Regions from separate parts of the Homo sapiens genome. Here region 1 is linked to region 2. Evidence: chromatin loops called from intact Hi-C (ENCODE). Cell type or tissue: adrenal gland. All regions are shown on one strand. Region 1 overlaps FAM210A (family with sequence similarity 210 member A). Region 2 overlaps LDLRAD4 (low density lipoprotein receptor class A domain containing 4).

What was found. Hi-C counts contacts between places; a loop is a spot of excess contacts. Peaks named below come from ENCODE experiments on the same cell type or tissue, not always from the same donor. Only the 100,000 strongest peaks of a DNase experiment are listed, where the experiment ranks them.
Region 1: it touches region 2 in a loop (3-fold over the local background); 22 of 110 quality-filtered maps call a loop at or near these places.

The regions. Positions count from the first base shown.
Region 1 is chr18:13,713,979-13,716,478 of GRCh38, reverse strand. The region is part of intron 1 of FAM210A (family with sequence similarity 210 member A); the gene reads left to right. It also overlaps the pseudogene RN7SL362P. Among named protein-coding and RNA genes, the nearest start is that of FAM210A, 11 kb to the left of the region's middle. In adrenal gland, no CTCF peak of the experiment used is centred here; no DNase peak of the experiment used is centred here.
Region 2 is chr18:13,640,524-13,643,023 of GRCh38, reverse strand. All of the region lies in intron 5 of LDLRAD4 (low density lipoprotein receptor class A domain containing 4), which reads right to left. Among named protein-coding and RNA genes, the nearest start is that of MIR4526, 31 kb to the right of the region's middle. In adrenal gland, no CTCF peak of the experiment used is centred here; DNase peaks (open chromatin) are centred at 446 and 1,243; H3K4me3 peaks cover 782 bases; H3K27ac peaks cover 2,008 bases.

The DNA of each region.
Region 1 (2,500 bases), 73 kb before region 2:
AGGTCCCCAAACCATGGAATGTAAGTTCTCAAAATCCTTAGACTCCCCTAAGTCACATGCCCATCCCTGGACCAATAACAGTCAGCCAGCCACACAATGCTATGAGCCCTGTCCTTTTGATCGGGATCCATCATTGGAGCTGGGGGCTCTGGTAGACAGCTACCTGAGCAGAACAGGGCCTCTGAAGAGGGAAGAGGGGAGAGGATGCTTAGTAGGCAGCCAACACTTTCCATTACCTTATCTAACCAGTAATTTAGTTAACACTGTTTTATCTATTGTTCTTTTTTGTAACTAGACAATCTTAAAGTGGAAGTCTTTCTGTATACTATGAAGCCATGTTGTCTAATACAGTAGCCATCAGCCACTTGTTACTATTGTATTGTAACTTAAAGTAATTAAAATTAAAATAGAAAAATTAGTACTTAAGTCACACTAGTTACACTTCGGGTGTTGAGTAGGCAGCTGTGTGTAGTGGCTACCTTATTGAACAGCACAGATATAGAACATTTTCATCATTTCAGAAAAATCTGTTGAACAGAGCTGCTCTAAATTGTTTCAGGTAAAGTTTTTGTGTAAGCATTGAGCCACAGTAGAAACAAGGATAGCACCTACTTTACTAGGTTTTCATCTTATGTTGGGGATTATAGGATCTGAAATTTAGCCGAAATGGGAAATAGGAATTCATTCATGTTGAGGTGATTGAATATAATGTTTGATACTACTTAGGACTTAAAAATATCAGAGCTGTTTTTAAAAATATACTTTTTTCCATTAAGAAAGTACAAATTATTTTTTGTTGTGTAATAACTCTGTGCAAGTTTGGTGATATCTTGAAGTTCAGAATATGGAAAATGTTGTAATGTGAACAACTTTATGTGGTGGTAACATACCCATGATAATGAATCTCACAGTATAATGAAAGTGACTGCCCAGTTTGTCATTCTAGTAGAGTATGCTAAACTTTTCAGGGAATGTAGACGAATATGTATTAGTGCAATCACAGATGTGCTTGATATAATCCTGTCTCCACTATTCTGAGGCCGTATCTGTCAAACCAGAATTAGGGCTAAAGAATTATTATATTAAGTATCTTAAAAATAGTTATGTCCCCCTGTAGTCTCAGCTAGTGGGAAGGTGGGAGGATCACTTGAGCCCAGGAGTTCTGGGCTGTAGTGTGCAGTGCTGATCAGGCGTCTGCACTAAGTTCGGTATCAATATGGTGACCTCCCTGGAGCAGAGGACCACCAGAGTGCCTAAAGAGAGGTGAACTAGCCCAGTCTAGAAACTGAGCAGGTCAAAACTTTCATCTGATCAGTAGTGGGATCACACGTGTGAATAGCCACTGTACTCCCAGCTTGGGCAAAATAGCAAGACCCTGTCTCTGAAAAAATAAATAAATATTTATGTATAAGATTATATATATATGTACATTATATAACTAGGTTATTGGACATGTGCATATATATATATATCCAGTAACCAATATATCTTCACTAACCTAGTAATACTACTCCTAGGAATTTCTTGAAGAACTTAAAATATGGACAAAAATGTTATACATGAGGACGCTATTCATAGTGCATTAAAACTGGGGACAATCTAAGCTTCTAAGAGTAAGAGAATAACCAAATCAATTATGGGGTGTTAAATCCCCCAAGATAATGAATTATTTCTTATCCAGCTGTTCAGACTCATATTTTTGTAGCTCTTTAATGGTGTATGCATAAGGTGATGGTAAAGAATGCAAAATTACATGTAATACAGAAAGCAGTAATCCAGGATCTAAATTAAGTTCCTGTAGTTCTCAACTGGCTCCTGTGTACAAAATCCAAGGTCAAAGAAGACTGAATAGCCAGATAATTGTTTTGAGCAGATTTCTCTATAAAGTAAAATACAGTTTCAGAAGCAACTGAGTTCACTTTATGCATCTTGCTGTATATTAACCTGCTTTTATCATATCACTTTCTTGCTCAAAACTTCAGTTACTCCTTAGGAATTAAAAAATCCTCTAGAATTCCAGCCTCATTTCTCATTACCCTGAAAAGGCCCATCTTTACATATTGACACTCTGTGCCTTTCCAAGTACCATTTCCACTTTAACCTAGAATGACTTTCCATCTTCTTTTCCAATGCTCTGAAGTTTTTCTTTCGAAGGTATCCTGCAGCCTTCAACTGACCACTGTAGTTCAGTTAGCCTTTTCTTTATTCCCCTAATACATAGTATGTTTATAAACTTGTAACTCATGTCTGACATGTCTCCTATCTTGGAATATTTAATTACCCGTTTATAACTAGATTGTAAACTACTTAAAGACAGTGAAAACACATATTATACTAATTTGTTCTAGGTGCCAAAAGGGTTACAGTTCTGTGTAATGTCCACCCTTTGGTAGGGGGTCAGTGAAAAGCTCCACTGTTAAGTTCTTTTGTAACTGTTTTACGTTAGTAGATTTTAGGTACTCTGAAGATATAGAAGAAAATCCCCTGGTTCGTACCCCTG
Region 2 (2,500 bases):
GCGGAGGTTGCAGTGAGCCGAGATCTTGCCACTGCACTCCAGCCTGGGCGACAGAGTGAGACTCCGTATCAAAAAAACAGAAGAAAAAAAAAAAACAAAAAATAGATAAACAAACAAACAAACAAACAAAAAACGTGGAGCGAGAAAGAGCCCGTCCCTTTTCAGACCTCTTGTCTACATGGAGGGCTGTGAACAAAAGGAAACATGGAAAAGTTGAACTCCTGGCCAGATTAGATTTGAAGTGGAATATGGCTCACTCTCTACACCTGTGTGCTTGAAATACATTCAAGATGACTGTCCAACCGCATTCAGTGGCCGCCCGATGAGGGCAGGCTGGGTTGAGGAAGCCCTGGCAGAGGTGGCCCGGGGCCCGCCCGTGCCCTGCCCGGCCTCCAGCAGAGGCGCAAGTCCGCGCTCGCAGGTGGACGGCCCTTTCCGAGCCTGGGCTCAGGATCCTCCAGCGAGTGTCTTCTCCAGTCCACCTATTCACAGGGCAGATGCAACTTCACATCTGGTGAGTTAGCATCCTTTTTCAAAAACGTTTGGCCAGATTGACAAGGTGACAGGCCAGCCACAGGCCTCAGTAAAGGTTCTTTCCAAGGCCCCACGCGTGCTGGGAAAAAAAGTACGCGTGGTACCCTTTTCAGCCCAGAGTGTGGCTGTCAGCAGGGTCCGCGGGGCTGTCGGCCGTCACGGGAGAGCGCGAACTCAGCGTGTAGGGGCCCGCGTTTGGGGAATTCTCGGAAACGGGCGGGCTGGGCCATCACTGAGCCTCCGACGGCCCCGGCGCCAGCAGCGAGGGACGGCGCGGAAGAAACACCGAGCCCCGCGTTTGTCCAACACGGCCCTTTCCTAAGATACTCGGGGACATCCTGGAATCAGTGGCAAACGTATACGGCGGTCCAGCTGCTCGGAGACGAAGGGTGGGCTCAGGGACCGCCTGTGACGGGAGGGAAGGGCCCGGCCTGGCAGGCACAGACGAGGGCGGGGGTCCGGCGCCAGCGGGGCGGAAGCGGGAAGGGGGCGGAGGCCCTCCCACCGCCCAGGGCCCAGGCTGGGCCCGCAGGGGCGCTCCTCGCTCCGGGAGCCCAGTCAGCCGTAGCCAGGAACGCCGCCAGGTCCATCTGCGGGGCACTCAGAGGGGCTGAGCGGTTCCTGAAAACGTAGTGACTGTCCCCAGTGGCCTTATTTCCCGAAAAACCAGCAAACCCGGCCAAGTGCCCACAGGAGCCGCCGTCCAGTCCGGCTGCGCCCCCGAGGCCCGGCCCTCGGCTGACCCAGCGCCCCGCTCCCCTTGCCGCACCCCACGCCGACTGGCGGCCCCGCCAGCCCGGACAGGAAACCGCCAGAGGCGCGCCTGCTGCTCCTCTGGGCCGCCGCCTCTCTCCCTCACCCCAGTCCTCGGGCCCCGCATTTCCCTCGCCCGCCACAGGCCCCGGCCTCCCTCCTGTTCTGCAGCACTGAGTGTCTGGGCAGAGGCCGCTGCCCTAGGCGGCACCTGCTGTGGCTTGCCTGAATGCAAGGACTATCTTAACCTATCTAATCAATCGATGGATCCATCTATCTCTGTCTAATCTGTTTCTCTCTATTCATTCATCCATCTAATCTATCCATCTATCCTTCTAATCTATCTCTATCCATTTGTCTCTGCCTATCCAACTTATCCATTCATCAAGCAATCTAGGCTATCTATCTAAATATCTGTATCTCTCTCTCTCTCTATTTACCTATCCATCCATCTAATCCATCTATTGAGATGGGGATCTCGCTATGCTGCCCAAGCTGATCTTGAACTCCTGGGCTCAAGTGATCCTGCCTCAGCCTGCTAAAGTGCTGAAATCACCATGCCCAGCTAAAGGACTCTCCTCCTCTCTGGGAAATTCACAGCACCCACAACTAAGAATTGTTGCTGTTGACATCTCATCAGACTTGTCTCATCTTTTCCTCTATATGTGTACTTTAAAAAACTACACACGTAATACATGTATACATTCTCCCTTGTACCACACACAACCAAAGCCATTTTAGAGTCCCAAATCCACCCGTATGCTGGTGCTGCACCTCTGCACTGTGTGTTTTTAATAATGCATTTCCCAGACCTACATGCGTGACACACATTGTTTAATTTGTTAAATAAGTAACTAAATTCTTTCTTAAGGCCTGTGAACCCAGGTGCCCCTCTTCTCCGTTCCCTCTCTCATTGGCCTTATCCGGCCTGTCGGCAGGTCTTCTAACGCATCCCACAGAGAGTTCCTGAGGCCAGGAAAGGGGTGCAGAGGGTAACGCAGGGCATGCCTGCAGCCCTGGGGTCTCCTCCCCGCCACACCACCTTCCTCAGCCTTGCTGCCCGGGCCAAGCCAGCCCTGGACCTTTCCCAGGCCAGCCCACCAGTGTAGGTCCCATCTGCTCCTGTTGCTCAAAACAAGGGCACAATTGTTACCTATTCATTTTGCTTGCTGGGGTGGAAAAAGGTGTTCTGCCCTGAGGTTCTCAAAGCCTG